2 separate regions of the Homo sapiens genome follow, and region 1 is linked to region 2. Evidence: chromatin contacts called from ENCODE Hi-C or POLR2A ChIA-PET data. All regions are on one chromosome and are shown on one strand. Each heading gives the region's core, a stretch centred on a gene start or an enhancer-like site at or near the end of the contact. The rest is flanking DNA. Distances are from core to core; before and after follow the strand shown.

Region 1 (5,908 bases), core at 2,296-4,795, 70 kb before region 2:
GTTTTAGGTGCAAGAGTTTGTATTTATTTTAGTGAAAGAAACTGTGGCCACGCTTTATCCGATTAATTTCTTTCTTTTTTCTTTTTCTTTTATTTTTTTCGAGACAGTCTGGCTCTGTAGCCCAGGCTGGAGTAGAGCGGCAAGATCTCAGCTCACTGCAACCTCCACGTCCCAGGTCCCGGTTCAAGCAATTCTCCTGCCTCATCCTCTGGAGTAGCTGGGATTACAGGCACATGCCACCATGACCAGCTAATTTTTGTGTTTTTAGTAGAGATGGGTTTTCACCATGTTGGCCAGGCTGGTCTTCAACTCCCGACCTCGTGATCTGCGCGTCTCAGCCTCTCAAAGTGCTGGGATTACAGGCGTGAGCCACCACGCTTGGCCTCCGATTAATTTCTTAAGGACCACCTGCTCCCATGAGCAGGAAGCCGCCTGCTGGAGGCCCTCTCACTCCTACCTGTCTGAAACACCAGGTGTTTGCTCAGGTCAGAGGGGGTCTCTGACCCTTTCTTGCAGGGAGAGCACAGGGCTCCTGCCAGCCCGCTTCTTCTATTGCTTTCTGAAAACACAAGCAAACAGACCCAAAGCACCCCTCCCCAAGCGTGTGTAAGATAATATTTCGCAGATTGCAGGATTATAGAAAACTGAATTCTTTATTGGGCACAGTGGCTCACGCCTGTAATCCCAGCACTTTGGGAGGCCAAGGTGGGTGGACCACCTGAGGTCAGGAGTTCGAGACCAGCCTGGCCAACATGGTGAAACCCTGCCTCTACTAAAAATACAAAAATTAGCTGGACATGGTGGTGCGCGCCTATAATCACAGCTACATGGGAGGCTGAGGCAGGAGAATTGCTTGAACCTGGGAGGCAGAGGCTGCAGTGGCCTGAGATCGCACCATTGCACTCCAGCCTGGGCAACAGGGTAAGACTCTGTTTAAAAAAAAAAAAAAGAAAACCAAGTTCTTAACAGGTAGGAAAATTCTGTTCCTTTATTTTTCTTAGCAGTGGAGCCCTTGCTGGCATTTTCTCATTTGAGTAATTTGGATCTGAGAGCCCGGTGGAGTGAGGAATACCCAGTGCCTTCACCTGGACGTGGTCTCCGGTGGCCCAGCTGCAAGCGCCTCCCCTCAGAAGGGTCCCTCTCTGAGGTTGCAGCTGCCTGGGAATGGCTGTTGTCAAGATCCCCAGCCTTGAGGGACCATTTCCTTTCTCTTCTTCTGTTCTCTCATTCCCTTTGGATTTGCTTTCTAAGCACTGTCCAACCTGCGGCCTGCACAGTCGTGTGCCTTCCCCTTCTCTGGTATGCTCAGGGTGGGACAGGGCACTCTGGAGTTCAGTCCTGGATGCCCCAGTCCTCGGGGGCCGGCCCATTCTCACCACCACCTTGATGTTCTTAAATGAGGGAAAACACTGTTCTGGACCAGTTTAGACCAGGAGAGGCTGCAGTGTTTCGAAGAAGTGTCTACTGAAAAATTACATAAGGTGGGAGACGGGGAAATCTCAAGGATTTGCCAAGGCGAGGAAGCATGAGGAGGAGACGACCTGTGCCTGGCCAGGATTCCACCAAGGCCAAGCTGAATGAGGGGTCTTCCAGCCCCTGGGCCCCACCCAAATTCAGACAATAGCAAAAACCTTCAGTGAGTCTGGATCAGGGTGAGGCATTGGCTCCGAAGCTGGGAGTCGGGAGCAGGAGTTGGGGCTACATGCAGCTGGGCCTTAGCTCCGAGGAGTTTACTGGCAGACAGAGGAGGGAGGTATGTAAATGAGAGAAAATACCCTAGCCCCCGGCCACCCAACCCTGCACAGCCGCAGGACATGACAAATGCTATCTCCAAAAGAGGTGTGCAAAAAGCTCCATCAGTAAATAAGACAAGCAGAGCTCTACCAACCTGGGACTTATATTTTGGTGGGGAGATAGACCATAAACAATTGATAGATGTCTAATGTCAGGGCAGAGATAAGAGCTCTAAAGGAAAAAAACAAAGCTGAGAAAGGGGATAGAGAATTCCTGGAGCTGCTGGTTTAGATATTGTGGTCCGGGCACGCATCGTGGAGATGACATTTGAGCAGAGAGGTGAGTCAAGTGAACGAGGAGGAGACTCTGGAAGGGAAGGCCAGAGGCAGCGGGTGCTGGGCAGGGAGATGGTGGAAAGAAGCAGCCAGGGACCACAGTGGGTCAGTTTTCTCCGGATTGGGGTTCTGTTCTAGGCATGACAGAAGCCACTGGAGGTGGCAAAGGCATGGAGTGAGTGGAGCCGACTTAGGTGCAGGTGCACAGAGAGGTCTGCGGGGTGGCTGTGCCAGCCAGCCCTGGGGTCTGAATCCAGCTCTTACCTGCTGGGGACACTGGATACACCCCTTAGCCTTCCCGTGCCTCAGTTTTCTTCTCTGTAAAATGGAGCAGTAGGACCCTGGCAGGGACGATCTGGTATAAAGTGTGGAGAGCATTTCGCCCACACAAACGATGCTGTTATCCTGCCTTTGCTCTCTTCTCCCTGCCTCCTTTCCTGCTTTCTAACATATGAATAGAATCTGGGCTGCTTTGCGGTGGCCCTGTGAGGTCCGCATTCTGTGGAACAAGCACTAGATCACCGTTGCCATGGCAGTTGCAGTTTCTTTCCCCCTCAGGAGCGTAGGTTTACGAATTGCTGAAGAGGCCCCTTTAGAGTGAGTCGAGCACTCTAGAGAAAATTTCTCTCCCTATCAGGGGAATTGCAACCATTTCTGGAGCTAATTCCACGTCAGGCATCTGGCTGTTGGGAGGAGGATCCTCCGGGGGCAGCTGAAATCTCCGAAGAATTGCAGAGGCCTGGAGCGCCCTCCCCCCGTGTCATTCCTTGCAGCCTTCATGGGTCCTGCTCACCCCACAGCCAAAGCATGCACTGGGCTGCCCTGTGGGCACAGAACGAGCACCGTTCCAAGGCTGTCTTCCTGGCAACCACAGTCTACATTTATTTGACATTTGTTCGGGAGTAGCTCTGTGACTGTGCTTCTGAAACACATCGGTGGACGGCGGGGGGGGGGGCGGGGGGCGGGCGGTCGTGGCCATTGCTGCTTTCAGATAAACTCCCTTTCAAAGCACAGTGGTAGGAGCAAATCTAATAGCCCACCAGCAAAACGTTAGTTATTTTAAGGCAAGCCGGTCCTCAACCATCCTAATAAACAAAGAACAAGGAGCTTTGGCCACTGTGCACAGGGAAGCCCGGTGCTTCAGAAACAAACAGATTTGAGCTTTTCACTGATGAGGTGCCCAATACAAATTTCAGTTCATTATTGGATGACACCATACATGGCTCTCCAAAGCTTTTTTCTTTTCCTGTCTAAAACACAGGACTAGCAAATCTTGCTCGTATCTCAGGTGTGTGAGAATGCTTTCAGCTACAGAAGAAGGAAGCTCAGGTCAAATAAACTTAAGCAAAGGCTATGTTTTGACTCATAACTAAATAGTCCAGAGATTGATCTGGCTTTAGACGCCAAGTAGAATCAGGGACTCAATTTCCCTCTCTCCCCTCCCCTCCCCCAAAGGCCTTCCCCTCCCGTATGGCCAGTATCAGGGTTGGCTGGCTGCCCAGAGCTCACACCCTACCAGCCTCATAACCTTGGTAGAAAGAGAGTAACTTCCCGAAAACTTCATGAGAAATGTTCTGGAGAGAACCCTGAGGGCAGAGCTGGGCCCCCGGTGAGCCATTTCAGTGGGGGGACTGGGTGCCCTGAGTGCTATGGTGGGGTCCCCTCTAAGCAGTAATACCCAGGAGTGGCAGGTTTAATTCACTAATTATATTTTTAAAATCAAATTTTTATTTTAGAACTATTTTAGATCTACAGAAAACTTGCAAGGATAGTGCATGGAGTTCCCATAGACCCTACCCCAGTTTTACCACCTTCCTTCAGGAAGTTACACTTGTTAAAATAAATGAACCAATACTGATACTTTATTATTAACTGAAGTCCATGTTTATTCAGATTTCCTTTTTGTTAAACATGTCCTTTCTCTGTCCCAGGATCCCATCCAGGACCCCACATGACATTTAGTCGTTCTGTGTCCTCAGCTCCCTTTGGCTGTAGCGATTTCCTGGCCTTTCCTTGCTTTTGATGATCTTGACAGTGTTGAGGAAGCCTAGTCAGGTACCTTGTAGACTGTCCCTTAGTTAGTATCTTCCTGATGTTTTTCTCCTGATTAGACTGGGGTTAAGGGTGTTTGAGGGGGAAGACCACAAAGGAGCAGGGCGATTGTGGCCAAATCATGTCAAAGGCACACACTTCCAAAGGAGTCCTTCCTGTTGACGTTGACCTTGGCCACCTGGCTGAGGTGCTGTGAGTCAGGCTTCCCCACTGTAAGGTCACCCTCTCTCTCCCTATCTCCAGGCCGTGTGCTCTGGAAGGGAGTCACTGTGCACAGCCCACGCTTAGGGTGGGGGGTCCACAGCACCTCCTCGAGGGGGCGTCTGCCCACGTCATTTGGAATCTGGCATGGGACATTTGTTTCTTCTCCCCCACGTATTTGTCTCTTCCACCATTTTTGTTTATTCTGTATGGACTCATACTGTGGGCTACAATTCCATACAACTTTACTAAATGTTGCTCCCAGTGTTCCAGCATTGGCCATTGGGAGCTCCTTCGGTTGGATCCTGTGGCCCTGTGACACACCCCATAAGTGAGCCTGTTTTCCTTCCTGTGTTTTTGAGCACTTCTTTTTATTCTGGCACTTACAGGGCATTCCAGGCTCATCTTGTATATTTCCTGCCCCAATTGTAGAATCAGCCATTTCTCCAAGGAGCCCAGGTTCCTATTCCTGGAGAGGGTATTAGAAACCAAGGCCTGGGTGCTAGGTGTGCTTGTTGCTACTGGGTGTCCCTGCTTCTAGGCCCTCTCGGCTGACAGAGCAAGAAAGCATTGCGTGTACACTGACATGGGTATGTACACATATCCATAACCAATTCCACATATGGCCTCCGTGTGTGTGTGTGTGTATGTATGTATATATATATATACACACTCTGTGTGTGTATGTATATATTATTTTTTGAGACGGAGTCTCGCTCTGTCGCCCAGGCTAGACTGCAGTGGCACAATCTCGGCTCACTGCCACCTCTGCGTCCCCGACTCAAGAAATTCTCCTGCCTCAGCCTCCTGAGTAGCTGGGATTACAGGCGCATGCCACCACGCCAGGCTAATTTTTGTATTTTTAGAAGAGACGGGGGTTTCACCATGTTGGTCAGGCTGGTCTCGAACTCCTGACCTCATGATCCGCCCACCTCAGCCTCCCAAAGTGCTGAGATTACAGGTGTGAGCCGCTGTGCCCAGCCTCTGTGTGTATATTAAGTCAGATGTGAGCTCCTATTGGTCCCTTCAATTCTAATCCATTGCCACATGGACCACCCCAGCCTCCTCTTGCTCATGTGTTACCTCCCCCCCAGCAGTGAAGAAGCTGACCAAGCCACCTGCCATGCGGTGCTGAATTGTGTGGTTCCAACGTTCATGTGCATGGAAGTTTGGAGAGCCAGCCAGCCGGGGGATGGGCGCACAGGACCTAGCCACCTGAATGTGGCGGCGAGGGAGGGTGGGGGAGGGGCACATCGGATGTGACTGCTTCCATTTAGGGAGTCCGGGTGGGACCCTGTTCCCGGCTCCAAGGCCGTGGCTGCAGAACAGTCCCTCCTCCCCGACCAGGAGGCTGAGCCCCAGCAGTGTTTGAGGAGCTAAACTTCAGCCATGAAATTCATGGACAATTGAGCCACTCCTCTGCAGAATGTTCCATAAGGGGCCCGGAGAGCTGCTCATTTCCTCCTCTCAGCCCAGGCTGCACGCCGCGGGTCTGCTTCGAGGCTCAGATGATAGGAAGGATGTTTTCACGTGTGGGAGGCGAGGAGTGTGCCCAGCTCCACAAGCCAGCAAAGGCTGTGAGAAAA
Region 2 (5,960 bases), core at 1,617-4,116:
GAAAAAGCATGAAGAATTTCCACCAACCTATGAACTGACATATTCAACTCTGAGAGGTAAGATAACCAGGGTCTTTCATGCCCTAGGCACTTGTTTTTTTCAAGTGTTCACAAAGTGCACTTACTATTTTATAATCCCAGGAGCAATTGTATGTTTTTTTTTTTAATTCTCAGAACTTCCAGGTAAACATGGTCGGCTACTCATGTGTTATCTCCACACCCCCAAGCAACATGAACTGCGCCATCACTGACTTCTAAAGATGATAAATCCTCCCACCGAAGGGCACGTAGTTTTGGAAGATGGACACAGAAGGGCTGACAGCTAACACAGCCTCCAGTGTTCCCTGCTCCACTGAGCATCCTCAGAGGGAGACAGCACAGGGACACCTGGAGCAGAGCGAGGCCCAGCGGAGCCCAAGAGACAGGGGAGGGGAAGGCAAGGAAGGAGGAACGCAGTGGGAACGGAAGGGGGTCAGCAAGAGAAAAAAGGTGCATGGGTTGAGTCTTTTATCACAAACTGTTAGCTACATTCCCTCTGCCGCACCTCGGATCCCAGGTCTCTTTTCTCATCCTCACTGATAAAGAGACTCCTCCTGATGCCCCCGTGCAGGACAGCGCAGCTTAACCCGTGGGGACACTAAGCCCAGTGCAGGACAGGGATGCTCACCTAACAGGCGACAGGGGATCTGGGGAAAGACACCAGCTTCCACCAAGCTTCCATGCCATGGCAAGGATGTTGGCAGCTGGACCCAGGCTCCCCTGGGCACTGAAGGAGTCTCCTCCTGCAGGTTCCGCAGGGTCCCACTGCCTGGAGACCAGCAGCCAGCACACTGTCCCCACAGAGAGACTTCAAACCACTATGCAGGGCCCCTTCTTCCATGGGAAGTGATGAAGGGGCAACCTAGGTCTGCCCTGTGTCTGGGGAACACCCCAACGTGAAAGCAAGCAAGCTGGCAGGAGGGAGCCTGGAGGAGAAGAACATTCCCAGAGCTCACAGCACCCACAGAGAGCCAACAGAAGACTAAGTTGAACCTCCCCCCAGAGAGCCAACAGAAGACTAAGCTGAACCTCAGGACACACTCTTTTTTTTTTTTTTGTGTGTGTGTGGCTGAAAACCTGTTATCAATTTCACATGATTCAGTCTAACATGAAATAAAACAGGATGCACTGAAAGGGCAGAGAAACATCAGTAAACATTGAAAATATGGCAGGAAAAGTAAAATGGTCGATACAAAGTTGGAAAATACAGTCAAGAATCTCCCTGAGAAAGTGTAAGAAAGAACAGGGAGACAGGCAGGAAGGGAAAGAAAGAAAGGAAAGTTGAAGGATTAATCCAGAAAAGCCTACATCTGACTAATACATTTTCCAGAAAGAAAAAACAAATCAGAAAATGGTAGGAAAACTTATCAAACGAACAGGGGCCCAATTCCCCTAAAGTGAAGGGCAGGTGTTTCCAGACTGAAGGTGCCACCAGGTGCCCCAGGACGGTGGATGAAGAAAGGCTCCCGGGGTAAGGAAGGGAACCTGGAGATCTAAGAGAAAAAAGAGAAGGTCAGAAAGCAAGGGCTGGGGTCAGAATGTCTGTGAACGTGTCAGTGACAGCAATGGAGGCTGGAAGACGGGGGTTCTGAAGAGAAGGTGTTTCCACGTCCACATTGCCTCAGGCGAGAGCAGAATCCAGCCATCACGCACTTGTAAGCTTGCAGAACCCACCTCCCCTAACTCAGGAAGCTGCTAGGAGCCAGTTTCCACCACAGGAGTGGTAAACAGGGGTCTAGACTGCTAGGGCTGTGTCGCAGGCAAGAGAGGAGGGGGACTCCCAGCACCGTGGTGACAGGTGCTCTGGGGCCAAGCCGCGCAGTGGGCGGAGTGAGGCTGATGGCGTGAAAGGGGTGGGGCAGGGCAGGATGGCGACCACGGTGCAGGGAAGGAAGAACTTTGTCGGAAATGTGAAAAAGAGGAAAAGAGATGTTTACTTACCCGGGAAAAAACAAGATGTATCTATTGAGGGTGCATAATTAAAGTTTGTTTCTTGGCTGGAAAGTGAAGGGCAGAAGCATGGCTGGTATAACTGAGGAGGAGGAGGGGTGGGCAATGTCGGGGTGGAAGGGAGCCAGGTCCCCTCTTCCGTAAGAGGAGCACAGCTGATGACGTTCAGATGATGAACCAAGAAACATGGAAATACGTAGGTAAGCAGAGAGAGGCAGCTGAAATTGGCTGCCTCTAGAAAGAGAGGGCTGGGGAGGGGGACGGAACGCCGCTGTACAACATAATAAGCTTGTAGGACTGTCTAGCTTCTAAGGTACATTATGTTTTACTTTAATAAATAAAAATTAACTTGAAGAAAAATGCAGTGCCCTATTTAATTGCTCTGCATGAAATGTACAGAAACGGCAACCTCTGCGATTCTAAGCACTGTGAACGCCCCAGGCGCACACCGTGTCAACAAACCGTGTGGCACTTGGGAGAAGGCAGGGGTGATTTACGATTAGTCATGTTTCGCCTCCACCCGAGTCACTGCCAAGGAGTGGACAGTGACACTGAATAAGCATGCGGGCACCTCCTTCGGGAAGGGACTTGGCTGACATGGTGGCCTTCCCACTGGAGCCTGTACTTTGTCTTGCTGGGCAGCACTCACTCATGGAAGGAACAATGACCAAGGCGTGGTGGTGGGGGTGGGTAGGCCTGAGCGCCGTTTCCATGGTGACCATTCACTGAGCAGGCAGCAGGCACTGATGGGCAGTGGAGCCTGGAGGAGTCAGGTCCTGGTCCTGCCTCTGGTGTAACGCAGCAGCCATCAAGGTGGGCGCGGCAGCTCCGCGGACAGTCAGGACTTGGTGCAGGTTAACAGAAGGCCAGAGGGGGTCCGGTGTGTGTGCCACCTTCCTTGTGAGGGGCCAAAGGCATTCAGAACTGTGCCTCCCTCCACCTGCTTGGGGGCAGTGGTGGGCAGTGGCCTCTGTTCACAGACGCAGGGTCTCCACCCTTAGCCACAGACTTCTGCTTCCCTCTCATTTTGAGAATATGAAGAAAAATGTGTTTTTTCACCTAGTTCATGATTTCCTTCTCTTTTTTTATGCTGATCCTCTGCTTTTAAAACAGCAATCGGGGTTGCCAGTAGAGCGCCAAGTTAGCTTTAAGAACAGGGTTTCACAGCAGAGTCAGACCGAATTGCAGACTGCAGTCCACTGAGGCACAAGGCCAAGAGAAGGCCACGCAGTCACAACGTCAACCAGAACTGAGCTCAGCCCCGCAGTCCCCCGACTTCCTACTGAGATGCCCAAGACAGAAGATCAGAGGGGTGACTACTGCCGCCACCCAATACACTCAAAGCCCCTCTGGATCCAGTGAAAGGAAGGAACCAACATGAAGGGCAGAGACGAGGCTGGTCTGGTCTCACTTTGGTGAACAGCAAAAGCCAAAGTGTGGCTTTCTGAGCAACAGCCACCCTGCCCACCACTTCTCAGAACCAGGCCGTGTGTCGCATGACAACGGCCACCCTGCCTGCCGCTTCTCAGAACCAGGCCGTGTGTCACATGACATGGCAACGGCCACCCTGCCTGCCGCTTCTCAGAACCAGGCCATGTGTCACATGGCAATGGCCACCCTGCCCGCCGCTTCTCAGAACCAGGCCGTGTGTCACATGGCAACAGCCACCCTGCCCACCACTTCTCAGAACCAGGCCGTGTGTCGCATGACATGGCAACGGCCACCCTGCCCGCCGCTTCTCAGAATCAGGCCGTGTGTCACATGGCAACGGCCACCCTGCCCGCCGCTTCTCAGAACAAGGCCAGAACAAGGAAACGCAGAACAAGGAAACGCAGCAGCAGCAGCGTGGAGCTGGGGTTCCCGCCACCCAGGGCTGGGCGGGGGCGCCTGGGGCCTGTCCGGCCTGGCTCCTCACTGTGCAGTCAGCCGCCTGGGCCCCGGCTGCGATTCTAACTGTCTGGGAGCAGCTCATTCAGTTCACTGGGATACAGCAAAGAATCAGGCAAATCCCGTCCTCCTGGAGCTTCCGTTCCAGTGGCAGGAGACAGAGGAGACAAAACAGAGGAGTGCACCGAATCCCACTGCGGATGGGGAGAGCGCTCCAGAGAACAGACCCGGGAGAGGGGCCTGGAGGCCGAGTCGGAAGGGTTCACGCGTTCTCAGCAGGGTGGTCCCAGGAAGTCTTGCTGAGAGGATGATATCTGGGCAAAGACTCAAGGCACGAGGGAGTGCGGCACGAGGGAGTGCGGCACGAGGGAGTGCGGCACGAGGGAGTGCGGCACGAGGGAGTGCGGCACGAGGTCACCTGTGGGGACCTTCCCAGGCACGGGGTGTGACCAGAGCAAAGAGCCCGCACGGGGGCCAGCCTGGCCTTCGGAGGAGCAGCAGGGAGGCCATGTGGCGGGAGGGCTTTGCATTCTGCATCACTGAGACAGCAGTGGGCACCCAGAAACGTGCTGTGATGTTTCCAGCCTGCTGGCACCAAGGCCAGGGGCAGCCAAGAACAACATCAGCTCCCTGCACGAGCCAGTGGGAAGGCTCCAGCACCAGGTTCTGGCTGACCTGGGTCTACCGAGCCACCTTCATCTACCAAACACTCGGCTTTACTGGAGACCCCCACGCAGCAAGTGACACACAGGTTGGCACCCCAGGTCCTCCTTATTAGCTGTGACAGCCACACCAGGCAGCCCCCCATAACGTCCCCCATGTAGGAAGGACCCTCCTGATCTTCACCTGGCAGGTGTGGCAACTCCTGATTTTCGCCTGGCAGGTGCAGCCACTGTGCGTGCTCCCCATACAAGGGCTCAGGGAAGGCCACAGCCGTGCCGTCAGGCTGCACATGGGCGAGGAGACTGGCACTCTGCCAGCTCCACCTGCCTGCTCCCTAAGGGGATGGCTTGCTTATTCTGCCACCTTTTTAAATTCCAGAATATGCCACTGAATTCTCTTCAAGAGCTTCGACGATGCTGGTAACACTCAGAACCCTGTATGATTTTGGACCAATTGGTTTTTCTGTAATTTAAATAAGATTCTGCCTTTCTTGAGATGAAGGCGATAAATAATGAGTGGACCTGAGTTAGCCCACGGGCTGTAGTTTGCCAACCACTGCCTCGGGTGAAAACCTGGACACGCACAGCTAGTCACACGCCCGTCTCTCTGAAGCCACCCAGGCATGCGTGACCATCTCTGTGTGCCGATGTCCCCTGCTCATCTGCTCGTATAGTAAGAAGCCGGCCCACCCAATGTTATAGATGCAGTTGGAACCCTGGGTACCTGTTCACGAGCATGTGACAATGTGATTTCCCCTAAGACACCAAACCTCCCAGAGCTAAAACTCTCTGCGCACCTACAGAGCCCGTCCCGTCAATGATGGCCGTCACGGTGGAGAGGGCGTGCGCGTTGCCTTTCAGACTTTTATGAGTCCCCTAGAAGAGAGGAAAAACAGACGTGCAGTTATCGCCACAGCATGAGAAGTAAACCTAAGCCTCTGTATGACCATTTACTCAAACTGCTCTGCAAAACAACTCATCGTGAGGGTGTTTCCCATTATTTAAACTCCACCCCAAGCTTGCCTTGGAGAGTTAAAACTTCAAGGGTTTTTAAGAGTCAAAAGTCATCAGAAATGCTTGGTTCTAGTTACAAGAACTCTTAGGATTCTCTTCAAATAAAAAACGTTTGTTCCGCACAGTCCTGCTCCTCCCTGAGGCCCCAGAGCAGCCAGCGTGAGAGGCGTGAAGGTGCGCAACGCGCGCCCCTGCCCTGAGCTGCGCCGGCCTTCCTTCCCAGACACATCCACGTGTCTGCTGGATTCCTCGACAGCCAGGGCCTTCCTGGGACCCCTGTCAGATGTCTCTGCAGGACCTAAAATTCAACCTGATCAATAGCAAACGCCAGGGGAAGAAGGGAGGAGGGGAGAGCTGAGAAACCAAGGCTGGCGCAGGTCCTCGGTGAGCAGCCGCCAGGAGCTCTGGT

What was found. Hi-C counts contacts between places; a loop is a spot of excess contacts on that map. ChIA-PET counts read pairs that join two places held with the same protein, here RNA polymerase II (POLR2A).
Region 1: a loop to region 2 is called in a map of OCI-LY7, with 2.9 times the contacts of the local background. The contact joins two enhancer-like sites. A Hi-C loop is called at or near these places in 3 of 168 maps with a recorded cell type or tissue (GM23248, OCI-LY7 and ectodermal cell). POLR2A ChIA-PET finds 5 or more read pairs at or near these places in 2 of 52 experiments (H1 and K562).

The regions. Positions count from the first base shown.
Region 1 is chr21:42,638,353-42,644,260 of GRCh38, reverse strand. No RefSeq gene overlaps it. Among named protein-coding and RNA genes, the nearest start is that of PDE9A, 12 kb to the left of the region's middle. Within about 2 kb of position 3,545, at least 4 of the 41 ENCODE cell types and tissues checked have a DNase peak (open chromatin) inside an H3K27ac peak, as active enhancers do.
Region 2 is chr21:42,567,813-42,573,772 of GRCh38, reverse strand. SLC37A1 (solute carrier family 37 member 1) reads right to left here. Exons shown (of 20, transcript NM_001320537.2): 17 at 5,335-5,413. It overlaps LOC101928212 (a long non-coding RNA gene), which reads left to right. Exons shown (of 2, transcript NR_171773.1): 1 at 1-56; 2 at 174-689. Among named protein-coding and RNA genes, the nearest start is that of LINC01671, 44 kb to the left of the region's middle. RefSeq lists an enhancer at 1,308-2,051. Within about 2 kb of position 2,866, at least 2 of the 41 ENCODE cell types and tissues checked have a DNase peak (open chromatin) inside an H3K27ac peak, as active enhancers do.